2 separate regions of the Homo sapiens genome follow, and region 2 is linked to region 1. A link is an interaction called in ENCODE POLR2A ChIA-PET data of the cell type or tissue named here. Cell type or tissue: OCI-LY7. All regions are shown on one strand.

Region 1 (5,000 bases):
CAGCTGATTTGCAGAGCCTGGTCATTATGTCGTTTTTCTAGGATTCTATCCATTTTAGAAAATCTATTCCATTCATGTGAACAGAAATGATCCTGCTTAAAAGCAGGAGCACTGAGAGTCCATTATACGTATGCAGAGAGCTACCATTTTGCCTCCTTTGGTAACTTGGGGGTGGCTTTGTAGATGAAATGCCCAGCATAAAGTTGATCCTTTGGGGATGGCATCATATCTGTGAATCTGTAGATCGCCGTGTAGATGAAATGGCTGGGTTTTCAGCTAATTTGTACTGATGGAATCACATCCACCTGAGCACCAGAAAAATCTAATTGTGGACAGAAGAGAGTAGGCATGTAATATACAATGTGGCATGAACTGAAAGTGATTTAGCAGTGAAAACTATTTACTTATTATTTTCCCTGCCACCTCCTCAACTGATATGCTGCATTAAAGATAAGCTTGGGCTAATCTGCTAGGATTGATAAAGAGTTTTCCAATTCTGAAGACTGCATCAGAGCCTCATTCACTAGCATTTACAAATTTTAGATTCAGTATCTCAAAATGTGCAGGGAGTGTGGGAGATGAAACAGATTGCGGAGGTGGAGTATTGCTTGAATTTTGTCAGCACAACAACTAAATAAGGGCATAAGAAGAGAGAACCACTGTCAAACCATTCAGTGATATACAGAAACTCAAATCTCTATATGTCAATCTCTTGGCATTTGGCACAAAAATTATTTTCTAGTGGGCTGAATCTTTCATTTTTTTAAACCAGATGTTTTAGAGATGTGTATTCCCAGAATTAGACTAAAGTTTCCAAATATCATTGTAGGCTTTCTACCAACTATTATTAAATATGTCATTATTCATTTATTCACTCATTCGGTTAACAAATGTGTATTGAGCACTTAACCAACAACTATTTCCAATGCTGGAGATCTGCTGGTGAATAAGTCACACTGGTCCCTTCTGTCTTGGAGCTCACACTCTGAATAAAAGGAGCCTCCAGGGGGGAATTTTTGTTCTGAGAGGATGCTTGATAAGCTAACCTCTAGAAATACTCTCTTCTCTAACATTCTATTTGGTAGTAATCTGGGATAGCCAGCTTTGCATGCATAATTCTATTAATCCCTAATTTTGTTGAGTACTTTATATTTACTCTAAAAAGTAGTTTTATATGTGTTTTCCCATTTGTGCCTAATCTGCTCTTTAATCCATTTGTTGATTTTGTAATTTCAGTTTTTAAAATATTTGTTTGATTTTTTTCTAGAAGCTTTATTTAATTCTTTCCCAAGTATGTTTCATTATTTTCAGTCTACTGTTTCTATTATACTTGAGACAGATACTTTAGTTTTTATAACTGCATTAAGGATAATTATTTAGGCTACCCATTTGATAATCCTAATATTGGCAGTCTTTCTGAGTCTGTTGTTTTTGTTTTCTGTGAACACATGTTTTATGGAACATAACCTGTAGGAGTTTTTTTGAGGACCAGTTTTAAGTTGCTTTCCTCTAAAGTTAATTTTCTTTTGTTTATGAAAAGTAAACACTAAGTTCAAACTAACTTCTAAGCTTTATATCCTCCCCACTATACTAGTAGTGTATATTCTGGCTATAACCCAAGTGAGTTCCAGTTTGTAAACATAAATTTTCAGGGAAACTTTTCTACCTCCCAATTTCTTTCACCCAGAGTTGAGATGAGAGCAAGTGTCCTCCTTGTCTTCTTTAACAGACTCCCCGCCTTGGTTTATCTCCTCTCACTGAGGTTCTTGTGTTCTGCAGGAGCTGGCTTGATGTGAGATTGTCCTCTAAAGCTGTAACATCCTTCCCTCAGGTCTTTACTGGTTTTTGTATCATCATGCTTCAATTCGGGTGTTACCTCTTTAAAAAGTTCTGCCCTGACTGTGGGAAGTACACTTCCTGGTCATGTGATCCTATCTTATTGTCTTTATGCCCTTATTCGTTCCTGACACTAGCTAGTTATCTAACTGATTAATTTTTCTATATTTTTGTCAACTCTCCCCATCAAGACTATCAACCCCAGGAGTGTGGGGCTATCCTTTTTTGTTCGTTGTTGCTTCCCCAGTGCCAGAGATGGTGCTTGGCCCTGGAGGAATTTATACTGAATGATTAAAGGGCCATAAGCTTTGGCTGGTTCTTAGTTCTCTCCAAAGTTTAAAGTCCTGTCTGGTTCTTAGCTCTCTCCAAAGTTCATGAAAGAAGTATGAAGAAAGAAAGAAAATATGAAGACTCAATGAGTTACATATGAGATGTCCCATGATATACTAGGGTGTTGCCTCCTCTTCCTTTCCTCCTTTTCTGGTCTTAGAGCTAAGTTTCTGTTCCTCTTTCTATCTCTTGGTGGGCTGATCTCAGTTTGTAACTTTGACCTATAGCAATAAACCTGCAGCTGTGCTTACTTGCTTACTTGCTTTCTTATCTCTTTATGGCAGCTTCCATATCTGATCCTAGGTCCCCAACTTGAATCTTCCTGTTTTTGACCCTTGCTATGCTTTGCCTTGATCCTCCCTCATTAGAAAAAAAAAAAAAAAGTAAAAAATAAATTTAAGAGGAAAAACAAAAACAAAATCGGCCTTTTTGTCAAATACTTTAAAATACAAGCATATTCATTATTAAAGCAGCATAATCTCATTTAAGCAAATGCTGAAAATAAATAGAAATATAGATAAAAAAATCACTACAGTCCAGCTACCTAGTCACAGTTACCGTATATTTCTTTTTACACATGCTTAGTTTTATTTTTATACAAGCTTAATTTTATTTTTCCCACTATATATATACAATTATAGCATATATACAATTTTGAATACTGATTTTTAAAAATTGTTATTTTATCTTTAAAAATGTGTTTAAATATAATCTGTGATGGCTGTATAATATTCCAGCTAATGAATATATAGTTTGCTAAGCCTTTGATCTATACTGAATGTTTGCACTGTTTCATAAGTCACATTTTAATAAAAAATTTGTAGACCTATTACATGAGTCAGATCATGTATCATGTTGAATCACACCCCTGGGAAGTGAAACAATCTAGCAAAATCTGTTACTAGTTGAGGCCAGAGTTGCCTGTGGGACACTTTTAGGGAACTACCTGGGAGGCAGGCTGAGGACTGAGATGGTCACATATGCTGAGCTGACTGTGTGAGACATAGGCATATGCAGAGAGTCTTCCTCTATAAAGATTCATTTGCGAGATGCAATCACAGAGTACAGTAGAAATTCATTCTTCGGGGCAAGGGAAACATATCTATACTTTCCTGAGCAAAATTTTGTAGTCTAGACAAATTCCAAAATTCCAATCTATTGTAATGTTCAAATGCAAATAAAACTAAAACTAAAAGTAACTGCAAATTCCTTTTTTTGTCACTAGTAAGATCCACAAGTGTTATGTTCATACTTGCAAACTTGTCAAGGAATGCAACATTTTAAAGTAACATTACTTCTGTAACAGGGACATCATTGTTGCTTGAATGTTCATTTAAAAAGTAAAGATTTATGATTCTTAAAAGTGTGAGATTAGGTTTGGCACTGATTCTCCTTTGTGTGGTACATCTATTTCAGTGACTAAACTTCATGGGAAGCACATTGTGAGAGTAAGATTAGATTTGTTTATATTTATCTTGGGAATGTTCTTAAGGGTGCCATAAGTAAACATGAGTTCTTAAAAATGAAATCATTTTAGTATTTCTCTGAAGCTCTGCTAAAAAGTAGAAAAATTAATTCTAGAGAAAGCAATAATTTGGTCCTGATGGACAAAAAGGAATACAATTATGTATTATGAAATATCTTTGCTATACCGACACGGAAGTGACATCATATTCCTTTTAAAATACCCTTCCGGAGTAGTATAAATGAAAACATATTTCCTTCTGACTTCTTTCCTTTTCACTGCACTTTACCCTGGCTTTGGTCTTTCTGCTCTTATCTGCCATTTCTTTTGTCCCTTCTTCTCCCCTCAACCCTGTCACTTTGATCTGCATTTCCTCACAATCTCCACTCCATTCTTCTTTAATTTGAAACTTCCTGCTTTATTTCTCTAGCAGCTTTATTCTACTGCACTTGAATCCTCTCTTTGAGTCAAATAGTCACATTGACTGTTAAAAAGGAAAACAATGTCAGATGTTGCCCTCTGCCCATAAAGAACAAAAACCACAGATTGAAGTATTAAAAACTTTTTTCATCTTAAGAAGAGTTTTGCTAGATGTCTTTGACTGGTGTTTTTTTTTTTTCCATAGACTATCTGATTTTGAAGAATAAAAAAAGATGGTAAAACATAGTACTGTTTACACTTATTGATATTTTTATTTAAACAGCTTCTCATTGAGTGAGTAAACTTACAGATCTGACTTCTCTATTATATTAAGGGAGCAGACTGATTAGGTTCGATCAATCATGAAGGAATGAGATGACACCTGAGATAGTCCTTTGAAAGTTAAATAATAAATAATACCTGATATCAGGGATGGCACTTATGTGTCACTCATATTCCCACTCCTGAGCTTGGCCATGGCCCACATTCCTTCTAAGCTTTACAGGTAGTTATTGTAATTTAACTAGATGTGTTCCTTGAGTTGAAATTAATTTGTCCTCTTTGCTTTAGACTGTATACCTCATGACCTCCAATTTCACAGCTGGTATGGCACATACAACCTATGAGTTAGGTCTTATTTTAAGAATTTTACGGGAACTAGTTTTGAGACTCAGAAGGATTTAAGTAACTCACCAAGGTCACATAGCTGGTAATAGAAATAATTCAGGTCTTCTGACGGCAAGATCAGAATCCTGTTTTCTATATCCCAGTTGCTGAAAAAGCTAAGCGACTGAGCTAAGTGTGCCTCAGATATCTCCTAAAGAAATAGCTAGCAAATGGTGAAAGAATAATCCAATTGTGTTAGGGAAAAGTCTTGTCCCAGAGTCACAGCAAGGTTAAGTAAAATGGGCCACCATCTACTTGGGGTGCATAGGAAATACCAAAAAAG
Region 2 (5,000 bases), 1.9 Mb after region 1:
TTCCACATGGTGTTGGCCCGCAGGTGCACAGAAGTCAAGAATTCAGGTTTGGGAACCTTCGCCTACATATCAGAGGATGTATGGAAATGCCGGGATATCTAGGCAGAAGTTTGCTGCAGGGGTGGAGCTCTCATGGAGAACCTCTGCTAGGGCAGTGCAGAAGGGAAATGTGGGGTCAGAGCCCCCACACAGAGTCTCCACTGGGGCACTGCCTAGTAGAACTGTGAGAAGAGGGCCACTGTCCTCCAGACCCCAGAATGGTAGATCCACCAACAGCTTGCACCGTGAGCCCGGAAAAGCTGCAGGCATTCAATGTAAGCCTGTGAAAGCAGCCAGGAGGGGAGCTGTACCCTGCAAAGCCACAGGGGCAGAGCTCCCCAAGGCCGTGGGAGCCCACCTCTTGCATCAGTGTGACCTGGATGTGAGACATGGAGTCAAAGAAGATCATTTTGGAACTTTAAGTTTTAATGACTGCCCTATTGGATTCTGGACTTGCATGGAGCCTGTGGCGCCTTTGTTTTGGCCAATTTCTTCCATTTAGAGTGGATGTATTTACCCAACGCCTGTACCTCCATTGTATCTAGGAAGTAACTAACTTGCTTTTGATTTTACAGGTTTGTAGGCAAAAGGGACTTGCCTTGTCTCAGATGAGACTTTGATCTTGAACTTTTGGGTTCATGCTGGAATGAGTTAATACTCTGAGGGACTGTTGGAAGGGCATGATTATGTTTTGAAATGTGAGGACTTGAGATTTGGGAGGGGCCACAGGTGGAATGGTATGATTTGGCTGTGTCACCACCCAAATCTCACCTTGAATTATAGTTCCCATAATCCCCACATGTCGTGGGAGGTAACTGAATCATGGGGGCAGTTACCCTCATGCTGTTCTTGTGATAGTGAGTTCTCACAAGATCCATTGGTTTTATAGGGGCATTTCCCCCTTTGCTAGGCACTTCCTCTCCTGCCACCTTGTGAAGAAAGATGTTTTCACTTCCCTTTCTGCCATGATTTTAAGTTTCCTGTGGCCTCACCAGCCATGCAGAACTGTGAATCAATTAAACCTCCTTCCTTTATAAGTTATCCAGTCTCAAGTATTTCTTCATAGCAGTATGAGAATGGGCTAATACACTTAGTATATTGCATATACTATTTTGGCACTCAGGATATTGTATTTTCAGTAATTTAATTCAATAACAAACACTTATTGAGCTAAACACTCTTATTCATCTTGACTTTCTTAGTACATGTCAATGTTCTTATACATAGTGGGTGTGTATTAAATGATGAAAAATGCCCTCTGGAGCACTATGAACTAAAGGTAACAACGTGGTATATCTTTGCATACAAATAATACTCCTATAAGGAACCATCGTATGCCACCTTCTCTGCCCCGGAACTGGGAGATTTTGTTATTCACTCCCTACAGATGTCCAGCCTGGTGGAGCTGATTTTTAATGGTACTATTGTCAACACCTGATGATCAACTGCTTCCTAGATCCTGGCATTTGGAAACTGTCTGCCATCTAATACGAAACATGGCAGGATAGTGGTGTCCTGGAAGTTATGCACCAGTAACAGATCCAGTGTCATATCCATAAAGAAAACTGGATAGCGTTCCTGCATGGTAGACTTTCATTTCAGTCTGAGGTTTGATGTATCTTTGACTGACAGACTGCAAGATGACGTGTTGGCTTCCTGAACGTGGTTTATGTCCTTGCCTCATATTGTATCACCTTGTATGCTACTGAAGTGGAAAAAAATCAATCACTGCAGTTAATCTGTATTTCAGAAACTCCAAGTCTGTCTGGCAGAAGTTTACTTAAGGTCCTTTCTTCCTCATAAGCTTATGGTCCCCCACTTTCATAAAAGAGAACATGACCTTCTTCAAATGCTCCCAGGCAGACCCCAAAAAGCAATGATCAATGAAAAAACACTTCAGTTTGATGATTTCAAAGTGTTTGAAAGAGTTCTTCAGGTTTTATCTATACAGGCCCTGGGAGTAATTTTATTTTATTTTTTTTAATTAACTGATGTGGAAAGTTGGTCCCTAAAAAAAAAAAAAAAAAGTCAAACCAAACAACAAGCTCTTCTAGTTTCATCACTGAATTGACAAAACCTATTGGCTATTTTAGGTCAAACAAATAGTGCCTCAATCAGTGATTAATCAATTAACATACAATTGTTGAGCCTTCCTGTTGGCCCAGAATTTTACAAATACTAAAGTGCATATAAAAGATGAAAAACATACTTTTGTCTTTATGGAGATTAAAAACTAAGATAGAGTAAAAAGTTATAAACTCAGGAGTTATGTAATAGATATTTTCTATAATCCTTGGTGTTGTCAGCATTGAGAAGAAAGTGATTAATAGGAAATATAGTATCCCCAGAAGACTATATTTTGCTCTAAGGCTGTTTCTATGGAATTTCAATGCCTCACTCTCCCCCAAAATTATCAATAAATAATAATTTCACATTTAGAATTCAATATGAAGAAGCACTTCTGCTTCCTGTAGTACAGCAGATAAATTATTCTGGATAGCCTTGTTATTTAGCATCTAGATGGCCAAATAAGTTGCAACAAATACATATCTAAATGATTGCTGAGCAGTGACAAATACAGAGCAGACACAGGAAGCAAACACCTAGGCATACTTTTGGAGCCTCTGTTTAAGGCTTTTAGCTTGGCAGGAACAGACAACGAAGCAACTGTCACAGTGTTCTAACTCTCTTTTGAGAAGTTCAAACATCTGGAACTATTCACTGAATTACATTGCATATAATTCCAGGGGCCTAGGATGGCTCCTGCAGTCTGCAAGACTCCAGCTCCTACTTGGACTCTCCATGGACTTTGATATCATTAGGCTAATACTAGAGTTGAATGGCTGTTGCAAATTTTCCTAATACTAGTGTTCACTGCTATAGCTAGCTTTCATATTTTGAAATTTTTTGCTACCTTTTTTGGGTTCTTTTAAGATATTAGAGTTTTATTGTCTTTGTATTCCCTGACCTTATACCTAAGCATTTATGAACTGCTTCATTGTATAAAAATGTTGCATTATCATTTTATTTTAAACCAAATTCTGATTATTTTCTAGTATATTCAATAATTTTACTTTTGTAATTAACAAAAATTTTATATATTTATGATATACAATATGATGTTTTGAGAGAGGGATACATACACACACACAAACACACACACACACACACACACACATTGTGGAATGATTAAACCAAGCAAATTAACATATACATCACCACATATATTAATACTTGTGATGAGAGTATTAAAATCTACTCTCTTGGTAATTTTCAAGTACACAATGCATTATTGTCATGGGTAGTCATCATGCATTTAAATAGATCTTCAGAACTTATTTCTCCTAAGCGAAACTTTGTACCCTTTGACCAACATTTCCCCTTACATCCCATCCCTGCCCTAGCTCCTGTTAAACCAACATTTCACTTTCTGCTTCTATGAGTCTGAGTTTTTTAGATTCCTTATATAAGTGAGATCATGCATGAACATTACCCAACGAGTTAAAAAAAGAACTATCATATGATCTAGCAGTTCCACTTCGGATATATATTCAAAGGATATGAAATCAATTACGTTGAAGAAAAATCTGCATTCCTGTGTTCACTGCAGCATTATTCACAATAGCCAAGGTATGGAATCTACCTAACTGCTCATCAATGGATGAATGGATAAAGAAAATGTAGTATATAGGTACACATTGAAATATTATTCAGTTTTAAAAAAGAAGACAACCTTGTCATTTGCAACAGCATGGATGAATCTGGAGGACATTATGCTAAGTGAAGCCATGCATAGAAAAACCATTTTACTTTCAAACTGCTATCTACCTTAGTTCTTTTTCTTTGTTAATATTGTAAAACATATCCTGAAAATTGCATGGTAGCTACTTTTTGGTCTGAAAACCTTGCAAATACACACACACACACTCTCTCTCTCTCATATACACACAACTTTTACCAAATAATTGAATGAATTAATATTAAAATAGACAGTGTGGGATTTTATTTTTAGTAGCAACTCAAGTAAACAGCTTGATTATACAAAATAATCTACATTTCACTGGGAATAGGTAGATAAAGGAGATAGTTGTCCCTAGAAAAGAAAATATATTTTTATACAAATAAGAAAAAGGCAAGATGAGATCAGGCACAAGCTTTGTGCAAGCTTACAGCTTTAATTTAGCTAAATATATGATATTAAAGTCATGCTTCTCTTTGCAAAGTAAATATGCATAGACAGAAAGACAGTGAGCCAAAACCTTAAGAAGAAGAGCTTTGAAGACAGACAACACAAAACTGCACTCTAATTCTGTATCTACCACATATGGACTTAGTGGCCTCATGGTTTTCATCTATAAATTTGAGACTGTGAAACCTATCCAGGAGGATTATTTTAAGTAATACATGACATAGAGATGTCTCCAATGTAGTTGGTGTTAAAACACTAACTAGTGCTCATCAAAAGCTATACCCTACTTTCTCACACATATACATACACCATAGCTATTTCCATCCATATTAGGTCATCATTAACTCGCTTTGAAAAGTAGGAGAGAAATATCAATTAAAAAAAAATATATAGACAACCCAGGCGAGGATCATCTGACATTATACAAGGTAGAGACTGCATTCCAGCTATAGCCTTTAATACTGGGCTTCCCTGTTAGGCAAATCTCCGGCTTTGCATTTACTATACTAGCAGCTCTTAGAAAACAGTTGAGAATTAATATTTAATTTCAACTTAGTGTTTATAAGACCAATTCTTGTTGGTGTTATTTACCTGCAAAATTGGTAGTAATATGTCTCTATTGTTTCCAGCCTGGAACACAACAAAGGAAAGGTGGAATCAAGAGTTACTTGTTAGTTGCATTCCAAATTTCAGACTTCATGAATAAGAGAGATTTAGTAAAAAAATATAGCATTAGCACTCAACTTCTTCTTATCTATAATCGATAATGGAT

The links. ChIA-PET counts read pairs that join two places held together with the same protein. Peaks named below come from ENCODE experiments on the same cell type or tissue, not always from the same donor. Only the 100,000 strongest peaks of a DNase experiment are listed, where the experiment ranks them.
Region 2: POLR2A ChIA-PET joins it to region 1 with 9 read pairs; 1 of 35 experiments calls an interaction of 5 or more read pairs at or near these places.

The regions. Positions count from the first base shown.
Region 1 is chr2:36,057,235-36,062,234 of GRCh38, reverse strand. No RefSeq gene overlaps it. Among named protein-coding and RNA genes, the nearest start is that of CRIM1-DT, 300 kb to the left of the region's middle. RefSeq lists an enhancer at 2,410-2,459. In OCI-LY7, no CTCF peak of the experiment used is centred here; DNase peaks (open chromatin) are centred at 1,894 and 2,354; H3K4me3 peaks cover 511 bases; H3K27ac peaks cover 1,145 bases.
Region 2 is chr2:34,167,047-34,172,046 of GRCh38, reverse strand. All of the region lies in intron 4 of LINC01317 (long intergenic non-protein coding RNA 1317), which reads right to left. Among named protein-coding and RNA genes, the nearest start is that of LINC01318, 100 kb to the right of the region's middle. In OCI-LY7, no CTCF peak of the experiment used is centred here; a DNase peak (open chromatin) is centred at 976.